Regions from separate parts of the Homo sapiens genome. Here region 1 is linked to region 2. Evidence: chromatin loops called from intact Hi-C (ENCODE). Cell type or tissue: OCI-LY7. All regions are shown on one strand. Each heading gives the region's core, and the rest is flanking DNA. Links, peaks and the distances in the headings are about the cores only.

Region 1 (7,554 bases), core at 2,185-4,684, 96 kb after region 2:
AGTTTCTGAGTTAACCAGAATCACCCACCTTAACATCTGCCAGTTTATACCCCAAGTCCTGACCAGTGCCCCCTACCTGCTATGCCTCATGTTTTCAATATAGCATAAAATCAGAAATGAAAGATGAAACATCATAGCCAATATCACAGAAATACAAAGGATCCTAAGAAACTGCTAGGTATAATTACACACTAACTAATTGGATCATCTAGAAGAAATGGATAAATTCCCAGACACATAAAACCTACCAAGATTGACTCATGAAGAAATTAAAAAATCTGAACAGACTAATAGCAAGCAAGGAGGTTGAATCAGTAAGAAAATGTATCCTATCAATGAAAAACCCAAAACCAGATGACTTCCCAGATTAATTCTACCAAATATTTTAAGAAGAACTAATACCAGTCCTTCTCAAACTCTTCCAAAAAGCTGAAGTGGAGGGAATACTTCCAAACTCATCTTACAGGGCCAGCATTACCCTGATTCCAAAGCCAGACAAGAACACTACAAGAAAGGAAAATTACAGGCCAATATCCTTGATCTACATAGATGCAGAAATCCTCAACAAAATCCTAGCAAACCAAATTCAATAGCACATTGAAAGAATCATTCACCATGATCATGTCATGGTTCAACATAAGCAAATCAATACATATAATATACCATATTAGAAAAATAAAGGATAGAAACTATATGGCCATCTCAATAGATACAGAAAAAGCTTTTGACAAAATTTGAAACCCTTTCATGGTTAAAAAAAAAAAAAACACCCAGCAGATCACGTATTGAGGGACTGTATCCCAACAAAATAAAGGCCATATATGACAAACCCATAGCTAACAGCATAATCAGTGGTGAAAAGTTGAAACTTTTCTTCTACCATCAGGAACAAGACAAGGATGCCCACGGACACCACTTCTCAGGGTAATTAGGCAAAAGAAAGAAATAAAAGGCATCCTAATAGGAAAGGAAGAAGTGAAACTGTCTCTACTGACAGCATGATCTTGTTATATATAGAAAACCCTACAAACTTCACTAAAAAAAGGTTAGAACTCAACACAAAGAAGGGAACAATAGACACTGGGGGACTCCAAAGGTGGGAGGGAAGGATGGTGGGAGCAAGGGTTGAAAAACTACCTATCGATTACTATGCTCACTGCTTGGGTGGTGGGATCATTAGAAGCCCAAACCTCAGCACCATGCAATATACCTGTGTAAGAAACCTGTACATCTACCCTCCTGACTCTAAAATGAAACGTACAATATTTAAAAAACAAAAACAAATAAATAAAATTTGAAAACTGTTAGAACTGAACTGATAGGTGAAATCAGTAAAGTTGTAGGATACAAAATCAACATATAGAGCCTTGAACACAGCAACATCCAGCTGTCTGACATGAAAGTCTCAGGGGCAAGAAAACCTCTATATGAACTCAGAAACAATGAGCTAAGTTGTGTTTATGTCTGAAAGGATGTTAAGAACTGCATTCATGTTACATCAGAGCCAAAAGAAAGAACCAACAGGAAACCTGTACCCAACAAACAGAAATGACAAGATGAAGGGAAAGCAGAGGTAAGGGCTTACCTTAGAAAGGGCAAGTGATTAGCTCAATATGCAATACAATGTTTGCTCCTGAGCCAAAAATTTGTACAATAATTTGGATATTACTTGCACGACCAGAAAAATCAGCCACTCATTAGGAAAATGTGTTTCTGTATAAGTCTTAGGACTCAGCTATCTATAATAACATGAAAAGACAATATTTTCATCCAAAATGAGTATTTTTGTTTGTCTTGGCTTGTTATTCTAACGTCAACAGCCTCTAAATAAACTGTTGAAGTACATGATATAACCACCTCTTTCTCCATCTTTCCCATTGCTCCCATAGGGTTTCAGTTGTGCAATTTCACCATTAGCAAAGCTTTTTGCTGAAATCTGGATTTTCAAAGGGAGAGTATCCAGAAACAGAAGATGCTGATCTGGGAGGCTCTTCCTAATAGAACTGCTGCTTCAGTTTAGCTTGAAAAAGCCCACACTCAGTTCCTAATGACAAACATCTGAACACCAGGTCTTCCCACGAGCAAGACCATGCTATTCCTCCTGCTCGCTCTGTTCTATAAGCAACCCACAGATTGCTCCCTGTGAAGAGGAGCCTGCCAGGGAGCAGCATTCCACCAGATCCTGATTTAGCAAGATATTTCCGTATCATTCCCCCAACCAGCTGGAAGTCCTCCACTGTTCTTGTGTAAAAATCTAACTCATCTCGCTGAATTTCCTGATTTAAAAGTCTAATTCATTTCACCAAAAGTGTGACAGAAGGAAACCAAGTACACCATCTCTCTCTTACCAAACCAAAGCTATTGCATGTGCATTCTGGGAGAAAAAAATGGTCCAAATATGTTATGGAGGGGGTGCCAGCCCAGTGTCATCCTCTTACTATTGCCATAGGATCTTGGCTGATGGCATCAGAAGAAAAACAAGTTTATCGATTACTTTCAACCATTAAGCTCACTCCTCCATGAAAAATAAGTCACAAGTCCAATGTCTCTTATTAAAATAAGCACTGCAAAATATAAAGGACTCACAGTTTTAAAATGGGACACACGTTCTCTAAGCGGTGAACCACTTTAGAGGTGTACTGTTTACATTGTATAAAGTCCCCTGGAGCCAGGGTTAGGAAGCGCATCTGTTCTTTGGTGTTCTGGGATGAAGGAGAAAGGAAAATGTGCTGCCAGAAGTGAGTGGGAAGGAGCCCATGAGATAAAGGAAGTAAATCCATTTGCTGATTGCAATAATAATGGTAATACACGAAGCTATACATACATACATACATACATACATACATACATGCAAACTTTCACATTTTTTAAAAAAAGAACTTAAGGCTTCCACACATGTAATCAGCCCTTATGAACTCTCCTGATTAGCTGCAAGGAAAATCTTCCTTTCTCCTTTTTCCTGCACCATCCTGGGCTCCCTTTTGACTTTTTTTTTTTTTTTTTTTTTTTAACTTATAAACGATCAGCTCATATTCCGAAGTTTGTAGTCCCCTCCCGTCCCCTCTCTCTCTATACCGCTCATTTACATTGGCAGCTGTCGTGCTGCTGGGCATCCTCAAACCCACCAGTTTCCCTTTTATGTTTGAGCAGACAAACATGATCATGCACTAGGCATCACTGTGCCACTCAAAATGCTTTGTTTTTTTATTGCATCTGAGAGAAATCTCAAGGTTGCAAACCTGGAGTCAGAATTGTCTCCATGTGTCTCAGTGGGAAGAGTATCGTGTGAAGAAATAAGTTGATTCTACTAATCAAAAGGAATTTTTTTTGATATCAGGTCATCCTCCGAATGAATTTATATTACCGAGTGGAGGGTCACATGAAGAAAATGGTCAAACAGCACCACCTACAGCAAGAGCTGAGAAGTGCAGCGGAGCCGGGCTGAGTCAGGAAAGAAAAGCAAGCTGGGGCCTGGCTCAGAGCTCTCCCCTCTGCTCCTGTCTGCACGGAAAGATTAGGATGACAGTGGCAGGAAGCCTGTGCACCTAGTATGCATCACTTGAAGGGAACACACAGATTCCAGTAAACAGTTGGAAGGAAATGTTAATACCAGGCTCTGCTAAACAATATGAAATGACTCCTAGATGAGACAAGTGACTTTCATCAAAGTTTCCTGATACCTGAAAAGATAGCCCAGGTGATCCTGCACTACATCTGCTGTATGTAAATTAAGCGGGTTTTTTTCCCCTTTGTAATCAAGGCTCATACACAAACAAAATCACACTTTAGAAACGGCTTATTTCAACTTGTAACTAGCTTGCTTTCAGGGGCTCCAGGTCAAAAAGAAATAGAGCACAAAGACGCTTTCTCCTTAGGGATCATACACAAATTCACTCTGTCCGTTTCTTTCCCACATGGAGCAACAAAGCCATCAGACCTCTCCATCCACCCATCGGGTCCTTCCTGATTAAAGTGAGATAAATCACAGCCCTCTCTCTCCAGATGGCAGGCGACAAGAGGGGGATGCTTGCCTCAAGAAGTCCTCCCCATCCCTCTGCATTCATGCAAGCCCGAGCGGAGAGATGCAAGAAATTATGGATGCATTTTAATTGCCCAGACCCTGCAATTAAAAATGGAAATTTTTTGGCCACGCGTGTTGGCTCACGCCTGTAATCCCAGCACTTTCGGAGGCCGAGGTCGGCGGATCATTTGGGGTCAGGAGTTCGAGACCAGCCTGGCCAACATGGTGAAACCCTGTCTCTACTGAAAATACAAAAATTAGCTAGGAATGGTGGTGGGAGCCTGTCGTCCCAGCTACTCGGGAGGATGAGGCAGGAGAATCACTTGAACCCGGGAGGCAAAGTTTGCAGTGAGCCAAGATCGCACCACTGCACTCCACTCTGGGTGACAAAGCAAGACTTCATCTCAAAAAATGTTTTTTAAAAATGGAAGTGTTGTTCTTTCATTTGTAAATGTGTTTTGGTAAAAGAGGGGCAGTTTAAGCAACCCTTTTTTGTTGTCTACATTGTTAAAATTCATCAGACATGGACTCTTGACTCCGTTTTGCCTGGGCAGACCCAATTCAAGCATTTACAACAGCTATAACTTCCTCAAATCAAAAAGAGGAATCAGCATTATTGCTAAGTTCAAATAAGGTCTTGTTTTATTTCATTTTTATTTTTGAATGCAGCCATTCCTCCAGGTGCTATCATCAGGTAAGATTGTCAGTCCTGATTAGGTAAAGGTATTATTACAAAATGCAATTCTTAAAAATTCAGTGTCTAACTACACTTTTAATAAGCCTTTCCCCCTCCCCTATGTATTCTCCCTTAGACACCCCTTCTCAAATTTAAAATCACAGAAACTAAAATATGATGCCTAAAGAGAGCCTAGCAACTGCCCAGTCCTCTAATTTGATGAGTGGGAGTACTGAAGCCCAGAGGAGGTCAAGTAATTTGTTCCCAATGTCTTAGATAAGAAGAAAATGACCAGCTGGGAAATCCCACTCATGTCAAGGCAGAGGCACAGGGCCACAGACTGTGGTTGAATTGTGCCACACTCCTACATCCTTCTTTAGGAATCACAGAACATTCCTGTGTTGAGTTGGAGTCACTGACTTCCTTTTCAGGCTGATTGAGTTCTGTCCTTACAGGCTGCGACAAGAAGTTTTGGTATTATGCTACACCAAGACCATTTATCTAGTTCAAGAAATGAGCACAGTCCTTAGAGCCCAGCAACTTTCCCCATGTCCAGTAAATGTAGCTTCTCCATTAGAAGCTGTCAGAATGGAGCCTTCTGGCTCATCTTGATTTTGATTTGTGCAAGAATGAATGGTTGTGCTAAGACAGCTTTCCTAGCTGATAGTGAGCAAAACTTTTTTCTCATAATCTATAAAAAAATATTAAATTAGAAGCACAGAGTTTATTTCATGACTTTTATCTTCCTGCAATTTTCTTATGGGCATAAATGATTTGTTTTTATCCTGCCTGCCCCCCCAATCCCTTTTCCAAGAGACTAAAAGAGTATCTAGTGCAAAGTAGATACTCAAATATTTTTTAATAAACAGTGATCCCAGCCACCCAGTGCATGTTGCCAAATGCCAACCCCATAAATGATCAAACACATCATCTCATTCAGCCAATCAAAATCAAGTGCTACCTATTTTTTTAAGTTTTCATAGCCCTTGGGCATCTGCTTTCTCAGCATTTCCCAAACTTGAGTCATTCTCATCCTGCCTTCATAATTTTGCTCTGTCAATTACCTCTACTATTATTTATTTCATATATTTTTAAATAGCCCCACTTTTGAAACTTAAATACATGCCTTTTAAAAGGAAGCTTTCTTACTACTATACATCAAAAGCCATTATTACTTGTTCTAAGTACTCATAACAACATATTCACAACTATTAAAATTTAGTAATGTGCATCCACATACTCTCTAAATTCATGGAGCATCTGCACACACTTTAAGAAACAATTCTGCATTACTCACTCAATTTTCTTGACATCCTTCTGAGGCAGGACAAACCTTGGGCCCAAAGAATTGAGGTAGGAGTCCAAGCAAGTTGCCAGCCACATAAAGGCAAACCTTGGCTCGGAAGTCAGGACCTAGGTTATGGTTCATGCTCTTTCCTCTGCTCTCCAGAACCTCCTATCTCCAAGTGTAGTTAGCAGCCCAGATGCAGCAGCATCCCCTAGAGACTTGTTAAAAATGCAGAAGCTCAGGCTCCACCCCAGGCCTATGCAGACTGAATCTGCATTTTAACAAGGTCCAGGTAATTCACGTGCACATTAAGTTTGAAAAGGCCTGGTCTAGATCAGCAGTTCTCTAACTTAGCAGCACATTAGAACCATCTGTAGAGACTTTAAAAATACCAGTGCCTGGGCTTCATCTCCCGGAGAATCTGATTTAAGTGTCTGGGGTTTGCCCTGAGTCTAGGTATTTTTTAGAACTCCTCAGCTTATACAAAGCTGGCAGGGCCGGGCACAGTGGCTCATGCCTATAATCCCAGCACTTCGTGAGGCCAAAGTGGGCAGATTGCTTGAGTCCAGGAGTTTGAGACTAGCCCGGGCTAAAACCCCATCCCTACAAAAAAAAAAATACAAAAAGTAGTTGGGCATGGTGGTGGCACATACCTGTAGTCCCGGCTACTCAGGAGGCTGAGTCCTCGCTTGAACCCAGGAGGTCACGGTCTGGTCAACAGAGCAAGACCCTGTATCAAAACAAACAAACAAAAAATGCTAGCAGCTTACCAGCTAGGGAGGCCTGTACAGCCAAGTTTTCCAAATGGGGCTACATTAGTTGTTCCAGAACTTTAGCTGCATCAAAACCACCTGGATGGCTTGTTCAGCTACAGAGGGTCTGGCCATGCCCCTAGAGTTTCCAGCTGAGGGTCTGGAATGAGGCCCGATGATTTGCATTTCTAACAATCTCCAGGCGATGCTAATGCTGTGGGTCCAGGGACCACATTTTGAGAATCTATGCTAAATGAACCGGACAAGATCAAAGCTCAAACTTATTCCAAGAACTTTTCAAGGCCCACCTGCAAGTTGTAGTGGAAGTAAGCATCTAAGGGTGCAAAAAAGTTTCACTGTAGACTAAGGCCTTTTACCTGAGCTCTCAAATGTTCACATTTCTCTTATCAACCTAAATAACAAACAGAGAGAGGCTCTCCACAAGAAAAAGATATTCGTTTGGAAACAGAGCCTTGCAATAGAAATAGGCAAGCCAGAGTAAACTATATGCATATTCACGGAGGTAAAGGAAGACAAAAGAAAAAATGAGGAAGATTATATGATCATTTGGAAATGATTATCCTTGGCTACAAAGATCAATAACAAAGGTGATGCCAGGCCCAGGTTGGACAGGCAGTTGTTGGACAAATATCCTTCAGAAGCATTGTTGTGTGCAAAGTTGCGATGGGCTTTGTGCAAGATTGTGTTTTTTGCAGTCTTCTGTGATAAGTTTTTGTTATCAGGCATACAAGCCCAAGAATCCTTTTTTGCATGGCCTTCCCTGGCTCTATTTGTCAGGGTTTTGGTTAGGGGAGGG
Region 2 (7,554 bases), core at 2,322-4,821:
ATAATACTGTGTGGATGTACCACATTTTATTGATCCAATCCACTGTTGATGGGCACCTAGGCTGACTCCATGTCTTTGCTATTGTGAATAGTGTTGCGATGAACATGCAAGTGCATATCTCTTTTTGGTAGAATAACTGACTTTCTTTGGGTCATATACCAGTAATGGAGTTGTTGGCTTGAAAGGAATTTCTATTTTAAATTCTCTGAGAAATTTCCAAACTGCTTTCAACAGTGGTTGAACTAATTTACATTCGCACCAATTATGTGTAAATGTTCCCTTTTCTCCACAGCCTCCCAAGATCTGCTGTTTTTCGATTTTTTAATAGTAGCTATTCTGACTGGTGTAGGATGGTATCTCGTTTTGGTTTTGATTTGCATTTCTCTGATGATTAGTGATGTTAAGCCTAATCTTTGCCACCAGAAAACTGGGAAAATACAGTGTCGCTTGTCAAAATAAATTGTTTTACTTTGCTTTAAAAATAATCAATTGAGTAGTATATTTCTTCCAGCAAAATTAAGAAGTAAACATTTAGAAATGTACAGTACCTTGCTGTTAAGTCTTCGCATAAGTATACCAATCAAACATAAAGGCCACCTTAAACTTTCATTTGAAATGAAAGACAATTTTTAAGAGGTTAAGGGCTAGTAATTTGTTAAAGTCCTGAAGTTAAATTAGCTCAAGTAAATATAAAGACTTTCCTTTAATTAAAGCCTTTTAAATGAACACTTTAAAGCATAGTTGGTTTCTCCCTCAAATCTTGTCCAAAGCCACTGTTTACAACTCAGTATATCAAAGAAGGTTTCAGACATGATTATGAAGCTCCCTCAACTTACAATGTGCTATTTGCAACCCTAGATGCTATCATTCTGGCTTTTCTACCTTTTAGCAACAATAAGCACACCCTTCCCATTTCTCCCCCACCCTGACTTACCCCTCTTTGCATTTAATAGATAATTTTTCTCAGAGTGTTCTTACACATCTTCAACTGTAAATATGACAAAAGCACACAGTACAGTACATGTGCCACATGTATAAATGTTGTATCTAGTCATACAATTTTCCTTTTAAAAAAGAAATATTTTATTTTCAAAAAGCAAAGACTCTAGGAATCTTTTCTAGCTGCCAGTCATAAAAACATAAATTTCTGGTTAGAGTCCCAAATTTCCCTGACCATAAGAACCACTTGTGGTATTTGTCAAACACATGTATTCTGAGTTCCATCCGTGATCTCCTGAATCAGAATCAGCAGGAGAGAGGCCTGGGAATACACATTTTAAACAAACGTCCACAGTGATTACGATTAGTCAAGCTTGAAAAAAATTTCACTAGGATCATTATGACTGAATAACCTCACAAACATAGGAAAGTTACTGGAGAAAAATACGAGCAGAATTTCAGAATTCTACCTTTGCTGAAAGTGTTTGTTCCCTCCTCCTCTACTCATCAAGACCTGACTGCTTATGTAACTCCCCCAAACCACCAACACCTGGGAGGAGTTGAAAATGATTTTAATGAAGAAGAAAAGCTGATGTTTAATTTCAAAACTGACGGTGACAATAGAAGGGAGAGGCATGAATTTATCTTGATTCTAACACAAAGCATTGTATTTGAGTCAACAAACAAAATTGGTTTCATTTTTATTTTTTGTAAGTTTTCACCAAACTCTATGCATATATAGAGGCTGGGCAAGAAAGAAAGAAATCCAGAAATATGGCATATGCCATCCCTTATTTATTTCCCCATGCGACCAGCCAACAGCTTCTTCAACTTGTCCCTGCTTCAAGCTGACTTGGTGTCTACTCTGTCAGAAATGGAGCTTCCCTAAAGACTGCCTCAATGTCAGTTACCCAGAGGCCTTTTTTCCATCTTGTGTTCCTAAACTTCTATGATATTAAATGATATTACCCTTTCTGGAAATTCTCCTTAGCTTTGATTTTATAATTTTACTCTGTTTCATTCCTTCTTTTATAGCCTTTCTTTTCTCTATCCCTTTACTGCAGACATGTTGTAAGGCTTTGTTCTTGACCTTCTGATCTCTCCACATTCATTCCCTCAGAGCATGTATCCATTTTCTTGGTGTCAGCCTTCCTGACTATCTGATTATTACCATCATATAACGATGTTGGTGATGAGCATAGCTAACATATCCTAGGCATTTTCCATGTAGGTTATCATAAGCACCCTATATAATTTGTACCATTTAATTCTTCAACCCTAAATGATACTATTACGGACCACATTGTATGAGATGAGGAAACAGATTTTCATCAAAACCATGGAAAGCCAACGTGAGGAGCCCCTGTGTGTCTCCTTTGTTAATGCCTCTGGGCATCATGGCATGTAGATTGCCCTAGAATGGGGATTAGGAAGCGCAGCACTGTGAAAACACCAGAAAATACGTTATGATAGCGGGTAAGGACGCTCATCTCTGCCCATTGAGATGGTTTTGTTTCTGAGTCAGGTTTGAGATGAGCCAATCCTGACTCCATGGTGCCACCAGGGATCACGAATTTAATAAGATCTTCGTGGATGCTTGGAACCCAACTGATCTCTGTTTTCTACTTTAGGGAAAGAGCCACAGCTTAAATGGGGTGGTTTTGGTGTCACATAAGCTATCAATAATACCCACGTTTTGGTGTCACATACGCGATTAATAATACCCACCGCTGCAGAGGAATCACCGTGGACTACTGCTCGTTTCATCCCATGCTCTTGCGATGGATCCCTCTCACCTGTTTACTGATTTCATTCAAATTCTTCAGCGACCACAGGACCCCGACTTGCCTTCTCTATCCTGGTTCCCATCACGCTGCTTTACAGGCCTGGCCTGCTCGCGGCTCCTCACACCAGCACTGTGCGTCTCCCTCCACGCCTCTGCCCTGTTTCCTCCATCAGACAGGACTAGCTTCCTCCACCATAACTCTCCACCTCAGCCCACATTCCCACAGCACTCGCGACATCCGCGGCCCTCAACATGGCGCTTCATTCCATTTTAGGGTATTTCCTCCTTGTTTCCTGCACACACAGTCGCGCGAGGCACAGCCCCGAGTGACCCGCGCACGAGTGGCCTGCGCTCCCAGACGCGCCGCCGCAGGCCGGCGAGGGCACCCTGAGCCGCTTCCCGCCCCCACGGGACCGTCGCCAGCCCGCAGCTCTAGCGGGAGGCAGTTCCACAGCGTGCCCGGCAGCCCCGCCACCGTCAGCACCGGCGCCTCGGGCGGGCTTTCCCCACCTCTGGGAGGCACGAATCCTCAGGGGCTCCTCGAGAGGGCGCCAGGGAGCAGATGCGCGCAGACACCTTTCGGCCCTCTGCAGCCGCCATAGCTCCCCAGCAGAAACCCGGAAGTGGAAATCTCAGCCATTCAGTGTTTGGGTGAAGACGGAGGCGGGTTCTGGACAGACCTACGCTGTCGGGGAGTGTTTACTTCGCCTCCACTTCTGTTCCTCCCCGCCCTGGTGCTGCTCCAGGTCACATACTCTTCCTGAGCCGGCTTCAGCCTCTCCGCGCAGAAGTCTCCCGGAGCCATGGCCTAGTATTCTTATGTGAAGTCTACCAAGCTTGTGCTCAAGGGAACCGAGGTGAAGAGCTGGGTCCTGCAGCTCCGGCGGGAGCCTCCTCAGTTCTTTTCGGACGCACTCCACCCCCGCGAATCCGGTGGAAGCCGTGATGCGGAGAGCCGGCTTCGTGGCCTCCCAGGCTTCGCTCTGACCCTGTCTGGGCTGGATGGAGGCCGGACCGCCCTTCCTGGCGCCTGTGCAGAGAGGGGCAGCCTCCTGCGCGGACGACCCTGGAAACAGGATAGACGGGCGGGTGACCCGTGACCCCGTACCCACGAGTTTGGGTCCCTTGAGGCATCTCTCCAGGCCTCTGCCTGGTGGGTCTGCGTTAGTCTGATCTTGTAGTTCATTATAATAACTTCCTTTATTAGGAATTATTCTTTTCTCCATTGTCTCTTCCTGGAAAAATTATTAATTTTTTTCTAAGCTAATATGTAGAGTGAAACCAGGATGAATCACACAGTGGTTGAGGTGTATATGGACTTTGATAGGGATATGGGCTGGAACCTGCACTCTGTCATTTACTAATTTTGTAATTTGTGGCAAATTGGTTAATATGTCTGAACTTCCATTTACTCATTAAGAGATCAAGTATCTTTGAACCTCCGTTTACACATTTATACTTTCAGACCATTTTTTATACCTTTAGAAGACTGTGAGGATTAAATGAGAGAACATACATGCAGTAAATAAATTGAGCCAAATGTGAGGAGGAGGTTGTAGTGGTAATTTATTAGCTCTTTAGGAGAAAAATACCTGTGCATTCATATCCCCGCTTCTTTTTTAACTGGCAGATTTGCCTGAGGTTGACTGTACATGCAAATATTGAGCTTTCCTCCTGGCCTCCGTGATAAACAGAAGTTTTGATATTGTTAGGCGAGATGGAAAGAAAGTATCAAGGAGTGAGCTGAAGCCACTGCCCTTGAGAACCCTCTCGAGGAGTCTGGCCTCATGAAGATGCCAGAATAAATGGCAGGTATATCCTGAATGAATGTGAGATTTTTACTCTGTGAATTTCCTGTGAGGAGTGGTGAGTTATCTTCTGAAAACTTTATGATGAAAATGCAGACAAGAGTATCTTAAGATTATCGTAATAATCATAATTAATGCTTATATAGCACTTTCAATGCGCCAAGAAATTGTAGGCATTTTGCACATTAACTTTTTTCAAATCCCTCTTGGGTTTTTATTTTTTTATTGCGATGTAATTCATAATTATAAAATTCACCCTTTTGTACAGTCAGTGGTTTTTAGTATATATCCAAGAGGTTCACCACTGTCTAGTTGCTCAGCATTTTTGTCATCTCAAAAGGAAATCTCTTCCTACCCATTAAAGCTGTCACATCCCATCTTCCCCCTCTCCTAGTCCATGGCAACCACTAGTCTGCTATCTATGTGAAATTGCCTATTCTGAATATTTCCTAAGAAATCATGTAACATGTGGCCTTTTGTATCTGGCTTCTTTCACTTACAACATTCTTGAGGTCCATCATTGTTGTAGCACTTGTTCCTTTTTATGGCTGCGTAGTGTAGTCCATTGTATGGATGTAATATTTTGTTCATCCATTCATCAGTTGATGAACATTTAGATTGTTTCCCCTTTTTGACTATTGTGACTAATGCTAGTGTGAATATTCTTATGTAAGTATTTTTGTGGGTGTACGTTTTCATTTCCCTTGGGTATACATACTTAGGAGTAAAATTGCTGGGTCATATGGTAACTCTTTAACTTTTTGAGGAACCCCAAACTGTTTCCTGTAGATGCTGCACCATTTTACATTTCCACCAGCAATGTGTGAAGATACATATTACCTCTTAATCCTCACAATAGACTTAAGAGTTAAGTTGTTATCCTAATTTTTTAAGTGGGGAAACTGACTCACAGAGAGATTCAGTACCTTTTCCAAAAATTGCAGAGCTAAGAAGTGACAGAATCGGGATTTAAAATCTGGCGGTGTGGCTCTACAATCTGCTTTGAACTTTAACATAATATGTACAAAGCCTGAAGCAAATTCTCAGTACTGTATTTAAGAGGGCATAGCAATGTAAGTCTTCCTAAATCAATAATTTATAAATGAAACAACTTAAAAGACTTCCAAGTTTCAATCTTACGATATTTATTTATCACACAAATCAATATACTTAAACTCATCTATATAAATTATTTCCTGTAGTAAGAAGAAAAAGAGCAAAGATAAGAAGAGAAAAAGAGAAGATGAAGAAACCCAGCTTGATATGTTGGTGAGTCAGTTTTCAGTGCTTTATTCTGAAAAAAGTTAACATTTCTTGAGATCTCATTGAAAATATTTTCCTAGTTAGAAATTTATGATGTATTCATATTTGTCTTAAAGTGCTTAAATATTGCCTACAGTTGTAAATTCCATTTATTCTTTAGCACAGTAGATGCTACTGATGCCTTTACTTCATTATCAGAACAGAGCACAGGAGAGAAGAATTACAACACTCTGACTTAGTAGGCACCATTAGACTGCTTAATAGCCGGAGATTCTGATACATAATTTTAAAGGCTTAATGTAAATGTTATTCAACCAAATATATTTTACAAGCTATTTTCTTTGAACATCTGTACATTTTAGTTGTAGAAGTCAGTTGTCTCTTAAACGAAGTATCTTCACAGGAAAAATCATTATTTTGTGAACTCTGAAATGAATGAAAATTTTAAATACAATATCAGGGTGGCCTGTAAATGATACTAGAAATAAACTGACCCAAACACACTTAACCAGCCTGTTTTCCGTTTAGCTGTTTCCATACTTTTTTTTCTTTTTTAAAACTTGGCAAGTTGCATTTTGAATCTTCATAAATTATGGTAGCTTAAAAAATATATAAAATATGGAATGGTGTAAAGCTAATGTTCTGGAAGATCATTGCTTTTGAAATGGCAAATCAACAATTCTAAAATTAGGGTAAATATCTAGGGTAGATATGTAGATGTGGAATTGCTGTGTCAAAGGATAGTTGAATGTTTAACTATATAAGAAACTGTCAAAAATTTTCTAAAGTGGTTGTGCTATTTTATCCTCCCAACAAGAATGAATTAGTTCTCCAGTTACATCCTTGCCAAGAGTTGATGGTGTTATCAGTCTTTTCTCCCAGTCTGAGTTTTACCTTTTCAGTTTCTTAATGGTGGTTTTTGGATGGACAGCTTTTTTTTTTTTTTTTTTTTGAGATGGAGTCTTGCTCTGTCACCCAGACTGGAGGGCAGTGGCGCAATCTTCGTTCACTGCTAGGTCCACCTCCCAGGTTCACGCCATTCTCCTGCCTTAGCCTCCCAAGTAGCTGGGACTACAGGCACCTGCCACCACGCCCAGCTAATTTTTTGTGTTTTTAGTAGTGACAGGGTTTCACCATGTTAGCCAGGATGGTCAGAAGCTTTTAATTTTTATAAAGCTTAGTTTATTTTTTTTTCTTTTATGGTTACTGCCTTATCTCTTTGATCTAAGAGATCTTTGCTTACCCCAAAGTCAGGAAGATATTCTACATTGTCTTTTAGAGGCATCATAGTTTTAGTTTTTACATTAAATCTGTCATTAATCTCAAATTAATTTTTGGCATGGTGTGAGTTTGGTTTCAAGATTTACTTTTTTTTTTTTTTAACATCTTGATAGCCATTTGTGCCAGCACCACTGGTGTTTCCTTTTTCCATTAATCCAGTTTCATATCTTCATAAAAAGTCAATTAACTTTCTATGTATTGGTCTATTTCTGGACTCTGTTCTATCGATTGTCTGTTTTTCTTTTGGTATATTTCTCTTGATTGCTATAATTTCATGAAGTCTTGAGATCAGGTAGTGTGTGTCCTCCAACTTTGTACTTACTATTAGTTTATTAATTTCTACAGTGAAGCCTGTTGGATTTTCTCGGAGAATTGTATTGAGTCCAGATCATTTGGGGGAGAATCAACATCTTAATATTGGGCCTCAATATTTCATAATTTTCAATGTAGCAGTCTTGCATGCCTGTTTAAAAATTT

The links. A loop is a pair of places that touch in the nucleus more often than their neighbours do. Peaks named below come from ENCODE experiments on the same cell type or tissue, not always from the same donor. Only the 100,000 strongest peaks of a DNase experiment are listed, where the experiment ranks them.
Region 1: it touches region 2 in a loop (9-fold over the local background); 1 of 110 quality-filtered maps calls a loop at or near these places.

Annotation. Positions count from the first base shown.
Region 1 is chr9:41,085,458-41,093,011 of GRCh38, forward strand. LOC105376058 (a long non-coding RNA gene) reads left to right here. Exons shown (of 3, transcript XR_929659.4): 3 at 1,890-6,489. Among named protein-coding and RNA genes, the nearest start is that of LINC03025, 36 kb to the right of the region's middle. In OCI-LY7, for the core only: CTCF peaks have their summits at 3,339 and 3,561; no DNase peak of the experiment used is centred there.
Region 2 is chr9:40,988,898-40,996,451 of GRCh38, forward strand. It overlaps LOC107986997 (a long non-coding RNA gene), which reads right to left and starts at 2,934. Exons shown (of 2, transcript XR_001746463.3): 1 at 2,668-2,934. It also overlaps the pseudogene FRG1HP. RefSeq lists enhancers at 2,118-2,847, 2,671-2,860, 3,261-3,610, 3,631-3,690, 3,701-3,770 and a silencer at 3,011-3,220. In OCI-LY7, for the core only: a CTCF peak has its summit at 3,263 (motif pointing right); DNase peaks (open chromatin) are centred at 2,914, 3,354 and 3,704; H3K4me3 peaks cover 2,500 bases; H3K27ac peaks cover 2,335 bases.